3 separate regions of the Mus musculus genome follow, and all the other regions are linked to region 3. A link is a loop called in an ENCODE intact Hi-C map of the cell type or tissue named here. Cell type or tissue: heart. All regions are shown on one strand. Links, peaks and the distances in the headings refer to the core of each region. The heading gives the core; the rest is flanking DNA. Region 1 overlaps Vac14 (Vac14 homolog (S. cerevisiae)). Region 2 holds the start of Dhx38 (DEAH (Asp-Glu-Ala-His) box polypeptide 38). Region 3 holds the start of Cmtr2 (cap methyltransferase 2).

The links. Hi-C counts contacts between places; a loop is a spot of excess contacts. Peaks named below come from ENCODE experiments on the same cell type or tissue, not always from the same donor. Only the 100,000 strongest peaks of a DNase experiment are listed, where the experiment ranks them.
Region 1: it touches region 3 in a loop (6-fold over the local background); 8 of 42 quality-filtered maps call a loop at or near these places.
Region 2: a loop joins it to region 3, with 8 times the contacts of the local background. A loop is called at or near these places in 3 of 42 quality-filtered maps.

What each region holds. Positions count from the first base shown.
Region 1 is chr8:110,618,982-110,621,481 of GRCm38, forward strand. It overlaps Vac14 (Vac14 homolog (S. cerevisiae)), which reads left to right. Exons shown (of 19, transcript NM_146216.3): 1 at 1-12. Among named protein-coding and RNA genes, the nearest start is that of Vac14, 1.7 kb to the left of the region's middle. In heart, for the core only: a CTCF peak has its summit at 1,116; no DNase peak of the experiment used is centred there; H3K4me3 peaks cover 978 bases; H3K27ac peaks cover 503 bases.
Region 2 is chr8:109,562,601-109,569,040 of GRCm38, forward strand. It overlaps Dhx38 (DEAH (Asp-Glu-Ala-His) box polypeptide 38), which reads right to left and starts at 3,261. Exons shown (of 27, transcript NM_178380.2): 1 at 2,891-3,261; 2 at 1-183. The coding sequence starts at 166. It overlaps Txnl4b (thioredoxin-like 4B), which reads left to right and starts at 3,292. Exons shown (of 4, transcript NM_175646.4): 1 at 3,292-3,463; 2 at 6,290-6,440. The coding sequence starts at 6,366. In heart, for the core only: no CTCF peak of the experiment used is centred there; a DNase peak (open chromatin) is centred at 3,181; H3K4me3 peaks cover 2,491 bases; H3K27ac peaks cover 1,795 bases.
Region 3 is chr8:110,215,119-110,221,558 of GRCm38, forward strand. Cmtr2 (cap methyltransferase 2) reads left to right here and starts at 2,842. Exons shown (of 2, transcript NM_146215.4): 1 at 2,842-2,968; 2 at 5,922-6,440. The coding sequence starts at 5,942. In heart, for the core only: no CTCF peak of the experiment used is centred there; DNase peaks (open chromatin) are centred at 2,223 and 2,763; H3K4me3 peaks cover 1,640 bases; H3K27ac peaks cover 1,021 bases.

The DNA of each region.
Region 1 (2,500 bases), core at 1-2,500, 400 kb after region 3:
GGAGATCGAGAAGTAAGAGCTCCTGGGACCCCGCCCTGGCTTTGCAGCGCCTAGCGGTTCTGCTTGCCCGCGGCGAGGGTTCGGTATTGACCTCTCCGGTTTCAGCTCTTAGCACATTGCTTTAGAGCGGGAAATCCAAGAGCCCTATCTTTGCTAGTCTTAACCTCCTGGTGCTCCCAGATAGCAGTGAAAATGAATTGACTTAAGGTATGTGCAGAACCTAGCGCAGTACCTGACACATTCAGTGTGGCCTCAGTCAAAAGCCAGCTAGATCGGAGAGTGGCCTCTCTGAGGAGGTGGAGAATTTGCTTATGGTGTCCCGCCTTCTCTTTGCAGCTTCTGAAGTGGCCAAGTGTAGAAATAGGTCAAAGCACGTGATCCAATGCTCAGAAGATTGTCAGGCCACCCTCCCTTGCAAGTGAAAATGGGAAGATTTGCCCTTCCCCGCTTCTGCAATAGTATACGTGTGTGTAATAGTGCACTGGTGTTTCCAGGTGTTCGAAATAGGGAATGTTTAATTCGGTAATGTTTTGCTGAGTATGTGAGAGAGCACGTGTTTTTCCCCCAGCCAAATCTTAGTAACAGTCAGTTGAGTAGGTGGTTTCAGAAGAGTAGAAAGCAGCAGCCTGTAAAACTAGAAAAACATTAGGAGTTAAGACATCCAACTTGGTAACAGCGGACCATATGTGTCTATGTAAATTTAAGTTAACCAGAGTAGTGACACAGGCTTGAGATTTGGCACTTGGAAGGCTCGGGCAGAAATACTGTACTCGTTTGAGATTAGCATTGGTCACGGGGCTAGATCCAGTCTCAACAACAACAACAAAGTAATGAATCAGTACAAATTGTAAATTCAGCACGTCAGTTTCACTACCCATAATCTGGGTGTTCAGGAGCCAACCACTACAGCTGCACAGTGCAGACTAGAGAACATTTCAGTCATTGTACAATGGTCACATGGCCAGCCCTAAGCTATGGAGTGGTGCTCACTCATTGACTAGGATAGACTCTTTACTCAAAGTTTTTTAACCTCGGTGCTGTTGATATTTGGGAAGCACAATACTTGGTTGTGATGGGCAGTTCTGTAGCTTGTGTGATTTTTTTTTTTTTTTTTAGTAGTACCTCTGCCCTTTACCCACTAGATGCCAGTAGTACTCCATCAGTTGTGACAACCCAAATTGTCATCAGACTTTGCCAAATGTCCCTTAAAGAATCAAAATCACACTAGTTGAGAACAATTGCTTTGCCCTAGACTAATGGCTTTGGGCTTAGGTAAGAAGACCCTTCCATTTGTTTGCAGTACTCACGCTAGCGGTTTCTTTCCTCAGCCGCCGCCTTTTTTTCCCCTCTTTTCTGTTTACTGCCTTGCATTGCAGTGCTTAGCACAGTTCTGTTGTCATGCCGAATAGTGTGACCCAAAGATAGTGTCTAGGTATGATTGTGTGTCCGTGAGTTCTGTTGGTTTTGTGAAGTTGCAGTGTATATTAGGTTTTCATTGCTGTATCAAACACTCGAGATTTAAATGGACAGGGTAGTATGTGGTCAGTTGGACCTGTAGCTTTTGGGCATGATGAAGCCCTTCAAGGGCACACACCAAAAGGAGCTCTCAATAAGCCTAACTCTCAAACTCTGTCAACTCCGAATGAACCAGACAGAGGGCTACCTACACCGTGCATACACGGGCCTTTGAGAAACGGTTAAGATTCAGACAGTGGCACACTGACACCAGTTTTTTGCCACCCACTCAGCGTCACAGAAGTATCTGCTTTTATCCTGGCTTGAGTCATCTGTTAGGTCCTTGAACAGAGGTGTTCACAGCATAGCTGCTTCCGGTCAGTCTGTGGAAGACTTCTCTGCAGGTGGTCGTGTAGGGGCTTAGTTGTTAACCCAGTTTGTTTTGTATTAGACATTGCCCTTGATTTGTAAAATTCAGAGAAAATTCCTAGGGTGGTAAGGGACTATGGCCTCCTTAAGAGAAAAAACATTTGATTTATCCTCTTCTCTTAACACAGTGAGTGCCTAGTGGCATTTGACACTTGTACACAGGAACAATAGTTTTGCAGTTTTGATAGGAGAGTAACATTGTAGCCTAAGGAACTTGCTTCTCAAAAGTGGCCTGCAGACAGCTACTGAAGAGAGACGCTGGCTTCATCCTTGTGTGAGTTAGAATTGGCCCTCGAACAAGATTCCTGCATGACTGTTGTACATGTTAAAGCTTGGCAAGTGCTAACTTCAAAGACCTTCTGTTCTGTGCATAGAATATTCGATATTTGCATATATTCTTCATCAGACTAACCCTTGGTCAAGTAGCCTATTAATCGGTCCCCACAGATACCCCATCAAAGAAAAGTTAGAGCATTGACTGTTGCGTGTGGCGTGTGACAGCTCGTGTGCTGCAAAAGTGAACATGCTTGCCCTGTTCTTAGTTGAGCGAACCCCTCCAAGACGCCTGTTCTTAGTTAAGAGGCCACATGGAGTGTTGGTGTTGAGCACTAAAGCC
Region 2 (6,440 bases), core at 1,778-4,277, 650 kb before region 3:
ACGCCAGTAAGTCCAGCCCCAGCAGTGAAGGGCGGGGAGCAGGGGCTTTGAAGACATGCTGCTCATTGGCTGCACTTTTGGTCTTGCAAATAAGACCACCAACCTGAGAGTCCAAACTGGTGCCTTCCAAGCGATGGATGGAGGTATCCTCACCAGGGTCCTCCATCACAGGCTCTTATTTCTCTGAAAGGAAGGCAGACCGTTAGAACTGGACATAAGAAAACTCCGGTCTACTGTATCCCAGAATAACGAGTGCATTTAAGTGGCTATCCCTACCTCCCTACACTGAGCCCAGAACATCTTCTGCTAGCTAGTGTGTATATATGTGTGTTGTCATGCAGGTGCACATAAAGCCAGAGGCCAACATCAGGTACTTTTCTCAGTTGCTCCCTTATTTACTTTTGAAGATAGGGTCTTCACTGAACTGGGAACTAATTTGGCCAAGAAGCTCCTTGGGATCTGCCTCTGACTCTTAGCACAGATGTGCCTCTACTCATGACTCTCCATGGGTTCTGGGGATCTAAAATCAGGACCTTACACTTGTAAGAAAGCACCCACCACCGGAGCCACCTCTCCAGCCCCTCCTGCTACTTGTGAGGACTTCCTCACCAAATCACTATCAGTCTCTAAAAGCTGACCAGTTCCCACTCCAACACATCCAAAAGGCACAGAGACACATGGACACGGACCACACCCCAACACATCCAAAAGGCACAGAGACACATGGACATGGACCACACACTAGGATCGAGAAGGTGTCATCTAGACAAGAATCAACCTCACTAAGGGCTTCTTACCAGACTAGAATGATTTTTATAAAGAGAAGTATAGGGGAACTGGACTTAAGTCAGAAACCCTGATTAAAACCCAGGCGATTGAGCTGGGCATGATATGCACCTGTAATCTCAGCACGGGAGGTAGAGGCTCCAGAGGGGGGCAAGTGGGAAGCTAGTCTGGGCTACATAGTTTCACACTAGCTAGGATATTTAGTGAAGGATTCACTCATTTATATTCTTTCTCTCTCCTTCTCTTGCTCTCTCCCTCCCAGTTTGTCCCTCTGCCCATTATCTCACTCTTCTACAGAACACACTTCCTCCCACTTATGGGCCAAAATAATCACCTCTAGGAGTCCCCATTAGCTCCCTGCCTCTGAACACAAGCCAGGCATGCTTGCCTTTTTCATATGAACTGTAGCAGCACATCCCACTTCTCTAGTGAGACAAGAAAGAAAGAAAGAAAGAAAGAAAGAAAGAAAGAAAGAAAGAGAGAGAGAGAGAGAGAGAGAGAGAGAGAGAGAGAGAGAAAGGAAGGAAGGAAGGAAGGAAGGAAGGAAGAAAGGAAGAAAGGAAGGAAGAAATAAACTAAGTAACTAACTCACTCCAGGCTCTTGGCATTTTCTGGTTTTTTTGGGACAGTAAGCAGTTGTCTTGGTTAGTCATTAGTTCTCTATGTGTGAAACCACAATCACTTCTGCTTTCCACAATCCACAGAACCACTGTGAGAATCAATTGTTGGTACACTGATGTGACGGTTGCATACTTGGTATTATGCTCCTGTACCCTGACTTCCCTTCCTGGTTTTTGATATGCATTCTCCCACCCACCCATCCCATTCCCTTTAAGTCACAAGTTCCACAGAGCAGAGAAGTTAGCTAGCACACGATTTCACCATCCATATTCTACACACTTGCTGACTTTTGTTGTGGATCAGTAGTGGTTTGTGGGAAAAGAGAAAAAAAGCATCCCATAGCAGGCAAAAAAAAAAAAAAAAAAAATCTCTTGAATAACAAACTGTGTTCGCCAAAATTACTTCCAAGAAATGTTAGGAAAGAGCATGTCTGGAACGTGTTTCAGAGACTGTAAGACCTCCCAGGTGTTTGGCTGATGTCAAATTCATCTTTATCTAACACCACCCGATTATAAGCTTGGACCTATGTTGGACATGTAGTTAATTATTCTCATTCCGATTAAGTTTATAAAGCATGAGAACTGTGACTTTTGAATCTAGACTTCTTTTGCTGTGTTCTAATTAACATGCACAGCTCTCCCAAGGGGCGCTGCAACACAATGTGGATGAAGAAGCAAAAGTTTCCCGAGGTAGAAGAGAGAAACAAAGTCGCATCTTATATGCATATTAAGAAATCTTGACAGGAAGGCTGAGATACAACGACTTACATCCTAAAGTGTCATTTGCATGCAAGCAGAGACTACTGTCTGTCTTGTTAACAAATGGCAAAGTAAAAACCTGATTAGATATCATTTATTGAAAGCGAACAGGAAGTCAGACATTTCTCTGGACAGGAAATTATTCACAACACAGGACAAGGAAGGACTTAATTAGCGGCTCAAAATAGCAAATAAAGCGGTCCACGGCCAGACTATGGAGAAACATCGGTGACAAAGAAGCCACAATGGACTTCTCAGGTTAGCAACTGCTTACTGCATGCGTCGTTAATCCACTTGCTATTCTCAACAATACCGATAAAGGAAAAACAAGAGCCCTTTCCTCTTAGGGTTAATACTCTACTTATAGATTATCCGCCAGATCTAGTGGAGACTCTTCAGTGAGACAGGAGGAAGGCACCAGAAGCCCTACCCAGGCTCTCCAACTATCGGGTACCAGGTTCGCGTACTGCCCTAAACGAGGGCACAGGGAGGACCCCTGAATCTCCGTGGGGCCGTTCCCAAACACCGGGATGAGACCAGAACATGGACAAAGTCCGGAGAAGGCTGAATGAACTTCTCCGCTCAAGCAAATAGAGAAACTTGGGTAACAAGGACTAGAGGAACTCTGAAATCAGGGCCCAAACAGAAGCCGCGAGCCGACACCGGCCGCCTGGAGCCGCCATGGCTGCCGAAGGACAGATCTGGAAAGAGAAAGAGACGCTCACCTCACCAAGCACGACTCTCGAGGCCTTCGGTTCCTGATCTGGAGACGCCAGCGCGGCCACCGCTCGATCCGAGGGTCTCAAAGAGGCAAATTCCGCTGTTTGAAAGCGGCCATCATCGTCCCATAATGCCCTGCGCGGAGCCTTCTATCCGTCCAAAAAGACCATCGAGAGCAGCCCACAAATCCAGGGTTCCGGGACGCCAGAGTGCAACCCCGCGAACAGGCCTTCCGAGCCTCAGTCTCTTCCTCTGGGTTCAGAGTCTCCTTGCGACCAATCGCGCTTGGCGTAAGAGTCAACACCCCGCCTCTGGCTCGGGGGTGTGCAAGGGAGGACAACACGAGACCGGCCATGTTTACTAAGGGCGGAAATGACGTCACTTCCTGTCGCTGGCGGCCAGTGCAAAGTGGAAAGGAACTAAAATAATCTTGTCGGATTACCGGACTATTGACTGGGGCGCGCGGTGGCACGTTCGTTTTCTGCGTCCGTGTTTCTCACTTCCGTTTGGGAGGATTTTTTTTTTTTTTTTTTTTTTTTTTTCCTGTCGGAGGAAGCGTTTCTAAGGATACAGCCCAGGTTAGTTGGGGTCTTTCCCAGGATGGCAGTGAGGAAAGAGGCAGTTGTGCCCTAGCTAACCGGTGGAGGAGCCCGGGTTGCTGACATGTAGACCGAAGTGTCCTCCATGGCACCTGTGAACCAGGGGGAACCCAACCACCAGGTTCTTATCAAAAACATGCGTTGGGTGTTTTGTAGACGTCAGCCCTGACGTAGATTAAAGTGACATACCGCTGTAATCCCAGCAGTTGTGAGGTTTAGGCATAAAGATTGCCACAAGTTTGAGGCCACTCTGGGGTACTAAGCGAGATCCTTGGAAAATAAGTTCATGTTCAGATATGTCCTTTGGTTATATCTTAGGATGCTTATTTCCATTATCCTATGAAAGCATTACACGTTAAGTTTCTACAAAAAAGAAGAATCAGACTTTACATACTGCTTCCGAATCTTTTCTTAGTAGCTGTATAAGATAGTTCGCAAGACTACTACTATCAGTGCCCTGTTGACAGACATGAACATAGGTCTTTGTGTCTATGTTCATATTCTCAAAAGTAGAGCTGTTGTGTAAAGAGGAGGCCAGTTTTCTTTCCAAAGAGCTTTTGCATCCAAATTCCAACGAAGTAGGCATGCCTCCGCTCTCTCTCCATTCTGAGTGTTACCGTCTCACTTGGTGTTTGTAGACTCAATGCATTTCTTAAATCTGCCTTTTAACTTGCTATCCTTTGTCTACGTGCAAAACTTGGCTTTCCAAATGTGTTTAGTGTTCATAATTTTTATGATTCTCCATTTGCATCCCTCATGCGAACACTGTCTTGGATGTGGTGTCGCTTTCCCCCTCCTTCCAACATCTGGCCTGTAGCACACCGACCCTCTCTGGTGACACGCCACACTCCCCCTTCCTCTTTTTATTACTAGTACGGGATTTGCTTACGTGAATTCTAACGGCGAGACGGGTCCAAATTCTCTTTGTGTTTCTCTTTCATCAGTAATTTGTTCTACACTCACAGTTGATGAAACCCCTCCTGGAAGTCAGCTTCCCTATTTAAAGGGTGACCTACAGGCTGGAGAGATGGCTCAGAGGTTGAGACCACTGACTGCTCTTCCACATGACCAGGGATTCAGCTCCCAGCACCCACGTGGCACCTCACATCTATCTTTAACTCCAGTCCCAGGGAATTTGACATATAGGCAGGAAGACATGCACATAAAACTATTAAAATAAACTGTGGCTTATAGGTGGAACAATTTCATTTCTTGTGTAAATTTTATTCATATCTTATGTGTGCATTGTTGTGTATGTGCATGAGTATATACTCATGTATATACACCTGTCAGTGCATGTTTGTACACCAAAGGCAACCTTAGGTGTTTGGGTTTGGGTTTGTTTTGTTTTGTATTGTTGACAACAAGGTCTCAGGCTGCCCTGCAACTTGGTGAACTGGCTAGGCTGACTGGCCACCAAATCCCAAGGATCTGGCTGAGTGCACTGAGTTCGTGAGCTACTCTCGCAGGCCAGGCTTCTTTTTAGATGGCTTCCGGGGATCGAACTGGGTCCTCACCCTTCCCAGGCAAGCACTTTACTAACTGAGCTATCCTCCCAGCCCTAATCCAGACCACGAAATATAATTTTTGATGAAGGGGAGAAAGGCAAATCACATTTCATAGCATTAACAAGCCTTGAAATTAAATGCAGAGTAACTAATATCCCAGTTGCATCTTCTGTGGGTACTGTCAATAGTGACTTGTCAGTCATGGGATTTTTCAATTAGGAAATGACTTGCCAAAAATTAGGAGCTAGACTAGCAATTTTGTAGCATGAGTTCTAGCCTTTGTCTCACAGCTAGAAGAGTAACAGAATGAACTAGTCTATAGAGTGAGAAGCCCAGCACCAAAGGAAGACAGAGAGAAGGTCAGATGAGGCCCCTCTACCTCAGTCTCCTCTGAGTCATTTATTTAATTATGACTTTCACACACTCTTAGTTGGTCTGTTTGCCATGTGATTAAGTGTATCTAGGAAGTCCCCTTAAGTCAGGACTCGAGAATATACAAACATTCGTCAATGAAGGACCCATGAAGTATGGTCCACAAATGAAGTAGTATGGAATCTCAAAGTCTTTTGTGTAGGGATATGGGAAGTTCAGTAAACGTTATATTAAAACAATGCAAAGCGCAGAAAGGGTGAATCATGTCCCCACCTCTGCCACCCCACCTTCCAGCCACTCTCCCTCCTACTCCAGACTGCTGAGGTCAAGTTTGTCTGCTTCAGCACTTGCCATAAGCTGTGGTTCTTTCTGCAGTCTGGCAGTGCTCTGAGGCACAGCCGCATCCTTCAGCTGCAGGCGGGCCTCCTTTGTGCAGATGCTTGCCTCCCTACTCAGCTACCCGTGGCTCCCCCAGGCCTCTTGGGTGGGAGCAGCACTCTGAAGTTAAAGCTTTGCTTTGTCTTCCTACTCTGATGTGGCTTTTTTAAAGATTTATTTATTTTGTGTGTATGAGTACAGTGTAGCTGTCTTCAGACACAACAGAAGAGGGCATCAGCTCTCATTACAGTTGGGAGCCACCATGTGGTTGCTGGGAATTGAACTCAGGACCTTTGGAAAAGCTGCCAGTGCTATCAACTGCTGAGCCATCTCTCCAGTCCTCCTACTCTGTTCTAATTCAAATCTTTAATTTCACTTAGAAACACATGAGAAATTATTGTGAGAAGTTACCTAGTGTGTCAGGATGGACCCAGAGGTGGCAAGCAAGGGGTGAGACGTCTTCACAAAATGGGCTTCCTAAAAGGTTTCTTTTTAAATCACCTCAGTGTCTGGTCACTACTAAATGGTGTTGTCTTCTTTCTGTTAGGACCCACGCACTTCATCTCAGCAGCCTTTAGACACTGCAGAATTGATAGTGCGGACTAGCATTGGACTTTTTCAAGATGAGCTTCCTCTTGCCCAAACTGACCAGCAAGAAAGAAGTAGACCAGGCGATCAAAAGCACTGCGGAGAAGGTG
Region 3 (6,440 bases), core at 1,569-4,068:
GTTTCTAAACAGTATGCAAACAGCTTCAAGATCCTATTTGCACTGAATATTACATTGTAGACATTCTACCCAACGTTACAGGAGCCAAGTTGGTTATTAGTTTTACTCTAATTTCCTTTTGTGTGTTACTTTTCTTTTTAAAAAAAAAAATTAATTATTTATTTACTTTACATCTGGATTGAAGCTTCCCCTCCCTTCTCTCCTCTCAGTCCCTCCTTCTCCCCTCCCTCCATCCACCCCTTCTCCCTCTCTCCTCCGAAAAGAGGAGGCCTCCCATGGATAGCAATCAGCCTTGGTATAGCAAACTGCAGTAGGACTAGGCGTGTCTCTTCTATTGAGGCTAGACAAGGCAGTCCAGTTAGGGGCAAGGGCTCCAGAGGCAGGCAGTGCAGTCAAAGGCAGATGCTGCAGTAAGTCAGAGGCAGGCAGTGTAGTGAGAGGCAGGCGTCATGTATCCGCTTCACACATCTGGATCACTTTGTCTTTCCTAAAACCTTTTCAACAGCCCACTCTCTTGCTTTTCTAACACGCATGCCATTCATCTTCCTTTAACAACTATTGCCGCTGCCGATACACCTTTCTGAGTCTGAATGGGAATGATGGAGATGGCTTGGCACAGCTGGCAGCAATTTGGATTCAGGCAGACTCAAGTTCACACCCTGACTCTGCTGCCTGGTGATGACATAACTTTCAGCGAATTGTCAGATTGTTCTCAGCCTGCATTCTGTTCCTAAAACGGAAACGGTAAGTGTATTTATGTCATGTAATTAAGAGAACTAACAGTGCAAAAGCCCCACAGTTCTTCAGCAAAGGTTTTATGGTCACCGTTTGTGTAGTGACCATTTTACCCAGGGAAGACTCCCTACATCCTTTGCTGTTTGGAGTGTTCATGACAGTATTTATAAACACGGTAATTTCATCTAACAGATTACAAATTCCTCACATACTCCTGGGTTCCACAAAAGAACAGCATTCATATATTGACATTTTAAACTAATATTTATTATCAGGAAGGTGGCACCTTGTAGGTCACCCATGCTCTAGTGGATGGTCCTATGCACATACTATCTGCTCTAATTGGAATCAGTGAGCTACAAAAAAAAGAAAGTAAAGAACATTGTATGAAATGGGGAGGGGGGAGTTGGAAGAGGAGGAGGGTGATCAAAACATATTGTACATATGTATGAAAGTCTCAAAGAATCCCATTTAGAAAGCAACAGAGTCTCTCCAACGGCTAAAATGAAAAGACAATGCCAAAAAGTTGCATTATGGGTAGGACTACAAAACGGTGGAACACTTCAGAAATCTGGGGAAGTCTTAAGAAGTTACACACACTCAGAACTCTGGGGAAGATTTAAGAAGTTACACACACAGCAGCTGCGATTATTCTCTCCTCTTGGTCGCTATGCCTGCTGGATGACTCAGTTCCTCCACATCTAAGTCACACAAGAATAATGAAAACATATGCTTACAACAACATATTAGAAAGTCCCCAAACAGGTCCATTCGTAATATCACCAGTCTAGAAACTAAACAGTCAGCCTTCAGTAGAAGAACTGATTAAAGTCAACCCACAGAATGACAAACCCCTTGCAATATAAATTTTAAAGACACAAGACAATACAGATGAAAACATTTTAAATAATAAATTGAACAGGGAGAGGCTGAGAAGAGTCAAAGTGTAATGATTGAATTATGTGAAATTCTAGACCAGATCATCTAAATTAGGGTGATGGGAAATACAGTGATAGCTGCTTCTTGAGGGTGGAAGACTAGGAAGGAACTTAAGGGAGCTTTTCTAAAATATTCAGTAGGTATTTGCCTGCTCCACAAGAGGAATTCATGCCTTGTATTAGTTATGGCCCAAACCCATAACTAACAAATCGTGGGCTCTAAGGGAGAGTCCACTGATTTTTTTTTTTTTCTCTAAATGGTCAAGTTGCCAAACTGCCTTCTGAATACGGTGCTCTTCCCTCATCTCTGTCAAAGTTCTGAGAAGTGACTGACAGCTCAGCCATAGACAGGCCATCTACATAACACCTGCTCAGGGAAGGGGAGTGCAGAAGAGTGGGTGAAAAGAGTGGGAGAGCGAGAGGATGAGGGAAGTGCTGTGAAGCGCTTTCCTCTAAAAAGGATGGCTGTTACACTTATAAACGCACAGCAGCTGTGGCTACCCCACAGCTGGGGAGGTGGAGACAGGTGGATACCAGTGACTAGCTGGACAGTCTAACCTAACTAGAGAGTCCCAGGCCTGAGAGTCCATCCTCTGGTATCCCTGGCTGACATGGAACTCTCTATGTAGACCAGAGTGACTTAGAACTCAGAGATCTGTTTCCCTCTGGCTCATGAGAGCTGGGATCAAAGGCTTGTGGCACTACACCGGGTGGTTTTCTTTTTCCTTGGTTTATTAATATGTAAACACACCAAGTGATGATACTTCCGTTTCTTTAATTTGGTTTTGCACTCAAGTTATCCATTGAGCTTCAATTTTAATGCAGTCTCTCCTAGGAACTAGCATCTATCTATCCAGGGTAAACCTTCGGGTACCAAAGCCCAGTTCCGTTGCCATGGCGACCCGCTGAGACGGACAAGTTTCTCCGCACCAGAGCTCAGCTCCAGGAGTTGCCACCCTCCCGAGTGACGTCGATGCGCGTGACGATAGGCCTCCCGGAAGGCGCCTGTGCAGTGTGGCTGTCAGAGCCTCGCAGCCGGTGGGGGCGTGGTCTGGAGGAGGATCTGGCTCCAGTTGCGCGTGCGCAGGTCCGGGCGGTCTTCCAGGCGCTCCCTCCTCTTTGTCCGCGACCCGGTTGCCAAGTACGCAGAGGAGACGCCACCCCCGGAAGCTGTTCCCGGGAGCGGAAGTGGCAGGTGGCTCGTTAGAGTGAGGACCGCGTGTGCGGTGCTACTCTGCTCCTGCTCGAGGGGCTCTGGTGGGCGTGGGCTGAAGGAATGCGGACCCGGCTTCTCGGTGAGTGACAGTTCCCGGACGGTTCGCTGCGGGCAAGGGGCGGGGCTGCTCAAATGAGTGTTTGAGAGGTGGCTGTCCCAGGACCCAGTGTGAGCACTGCACATGCCCCAGTGTTTTTATTTCCTAGGAAAAGTTGGCGGGACCATTGCTAACACTCCCTATGCTCACTTAGACCTGACAGCTGTTGAGAACTTAAAGGCTTTGGTGTTGGACTTACAAATTTTATAATCATTTCCTTGTGGCTTTGGACAGGAAGCTTCCTGTCTTCCACTTGGAGCCTGCAAAATAATACAGTTGATACTCATCAGCCTCACATGCACTTTGGAAACGGCATGCATTTAGTTGAAAAAAAATTTTATGCATTTAATTGAAATTTTTTTTGTTTTTAAGTCGTACATTGAAATGCTAGGGTGAAATTGAAATGCATTATTCTGTTCAGAGCTTTGTCTTTTGGGCTAAGTGTAATATTCGTCCATTTATCCAGTTAATGTTAGTGTACTTAAGTGCCCACCAGCCACTGTTGGAACCTTTTGGGGTGGCATGTAAGTGAGCAAAATAAAAGATAACTGTCCTGCAGAAGTGCGGAGCTTACATTCTGGTTTGAGGAAGTTGAGAACGACAAGTCACAAACAGAACACAGGGGAAAAGAAATAAGTGATAAACATGAATGCCGTGGGAGAAAGTGAGGTAAGGGCCATGGGGAGCCCGAGATGCAATTTCAAAATAAGTGTGTTAGGATAGGCTTCACAGAGTAAAGTGCCTTCCAGCAAATACCAGGAGGAGCTGAGGGGATTAGCTAGATAGATACTTGGGGGAGTAAAGCCCAGGTAGAGCTTGCCTCTTAGTATTGAGCAAAGTGTTCCAACGTGGTGTGGCCTGGGTCTTCAGTGAACAGCAGGCTTGTGTGGCTGGAGTGGAATGGATAAGGGGGCGGTAATATTAAGAATGAGTTGGCAGCAAGGCTCAAGTACAGTCAGGAACCTTGGAGCGTTTGAATCCTTTTAGTTGTTTGCAAGTGAAGGCAATTATCCACTTAATTTCGGTAAGATTTCACAGCTTAACCACAGCCACTAATTAGTATGTGAAGTTAATGACTAAAAGTAGACTTTTTTTTTCCCCCCAAAATAGAATGTATTGGAGGTCTAAATGTAGCTGCGGTTCCCAGTAAGCACAGCGTGGATCAAGACAGATGAGCTCATTGTAGTAAATTTTCTGTTTGCTCTTACGTAGAGTTTTTGTGCGTGCAGAAATGCCCTGCTTTTGCCTCCCCCTAAGAGCTTTTCTAAATACAGTTTCTAACTGTTAAATGATGTTGCTGTTTGTGACAGTAAATCTCTACTCACGTGGGACTCGTAAGTAGTTGTGACAAACAAGATGATTAAAAAAGGTACCCACTGCTTTAAGGAGCTTACCAACCTGTACACCAGATGAACACAGGATAAAATACAGGATGAAAAGGGATGGGAAGGTTTGCTAAGAGGACAGGACTCAGGAAGCACCAATGTCATGATGTCATTATGGTCATAGCTAACCTTTATTTCTCAGTTTAGATTTCCTTTGAGTTCATCTTGCTCAGCGTACAAAGGAGCGCGCCTGACTCACGATTTTCACCTTGAATGTCTGCTTTCTGTAGGATGGGGATTTAGTTGTCAGTTTTTCTATGTCTGACGTTTTATGTCTAACCATTTATTGGATGAATTGACTATGACATGATTGCAGAGCATGAACTGAAAACTTAAGCACTCCTCACCATCGGGTGACATATGACACTCAGCGTTCCACATGGTGGAATTTAGAGCTCTCCAGCAGTGCCATCTTTCTTTACCTTAGCCTCTGTTCTGCCAAGATAGATGTTTCTAGTTTCCTAGGCAGTTAAGGGTTTTGTTGTTGATGCTGTTGTTAGGGGTTTTGTTTTGTCTACATTTATTTATTAGCTCTACTTCACTCTAACAAAACCCCTACAATAAGCAATGTAGGAAGAGAAGGGCTTATTCTGGCTCATGGTTTCAGAAGTTTCAATTGGTGGTCAGTTAGCTCATTGCCGTTGGCCCTATGGTGAGGCAGTACATGATGGAGAGTGCACAAAGAAAAAGGACTTTTCACCTGGTGGCAGCCAGGAAAGGACATGGAGGACAGGGGTCCTAATAGCTACTCAGTAACCTAACTTCCTTCCATTAGGCTCCACCTCTTAAAGGGTCCCCCTGCTCCAAGTAGCATCATGAACTGGGAACCGAACTTTTCTCTAGAGGGTTTTGGGGCAGTATTTCAGATCCAAACTCTAGCTATGAATAGTAGGTGATGGCTTACATGGATGATTGATACCACCAAGGTACCTGTCTCAGTGAAATGTCATCAAAGTGTATAAAGCAAGCCTTGTAAGTTGGCTAAGTTGCTGGCAACAGAGAGGCTTGGCCAGACCAGTCTCAGATGATCAGACACCCTCCAGCCGGGAAGGTGGGTTACAAAGGGAATTAATTATAAGTGCCAAAAGGAGTTTGATTTGCAGTCACGTTTGAGGATGAAGTGGAAGGATGTTCATGTGTTTACGGTACATGGGTTGTGTCTAATCTGAGAACAGAGAGCTTTGGGGAGGAGCCAGGTGAGTTGCTATGGCAAAAGCTGCCACTCCCTGCTAAATACTGTTAGGTGCCACCTCTTTAAAAAAATCATTTGAAAGACCAGTATTTGAAAATAAGAAAAACATTGAGCCCCAGAATAAAACATATTTTCCAGGACATTGATTAAACTGTAAGGAGCAGAGCTGGAATTTATGCTGAGGACTGATGGCTGTCTAGGCCTCTCCCCTTTATTCCGTGTTGCTTTGCTTTGTAACAGTGTGCTGACATCGGCCTTCACATTGTACTGGGTTTGTTGAAGTGTGATCAGATTTTCTGCAATGCTGTTTCACTCACTATAAAGGTGACCCTTGTAACCTTCCGTTTTGTCTTCTCAGATTTTTAACTCAGTTTGACAATGAGCAAGCGCAGAAAGCTTCCGGCTCGGCAGCCAGCTTGCTTGGAGACCTTCAGCCCAGACGTCCTCAATGACGTGTCTGAGCTCTTTGCCAAGAGCTTTTCCTACCGTAAGCCACTCGATAATGAGTGGCAGTTACCAGCTCCCACGGAGAGCTTCTCCTGTGGGCACCTCGAGTTCAGGGCTCTTCTAGACTTGAAGAACTCCCTGAACGAAGTGAAGAACCTCCTGAGCGATAAGAAGCTGGACGAGTGGCACAGGCACACGGCCTTCACCAACAAGGCAGGCAAAATCATCTCTCATGTCAAAAAGGCCGTGAACGCGGAACTCTGCACTCAGGCCTGGTGCAAATTCCAGGAGATCCTGTGCAGTTTCCCCCTCATTCCGCAGGAAGCTTTTCAGAGTGGAAGACTGAATTCTCTGCACCTGTGTGAAGCTCCGGGCGCCTTCATCGCTAGCCTCAACCATTACTTAAAATCTCACCGGTTCCCCTGTGAAT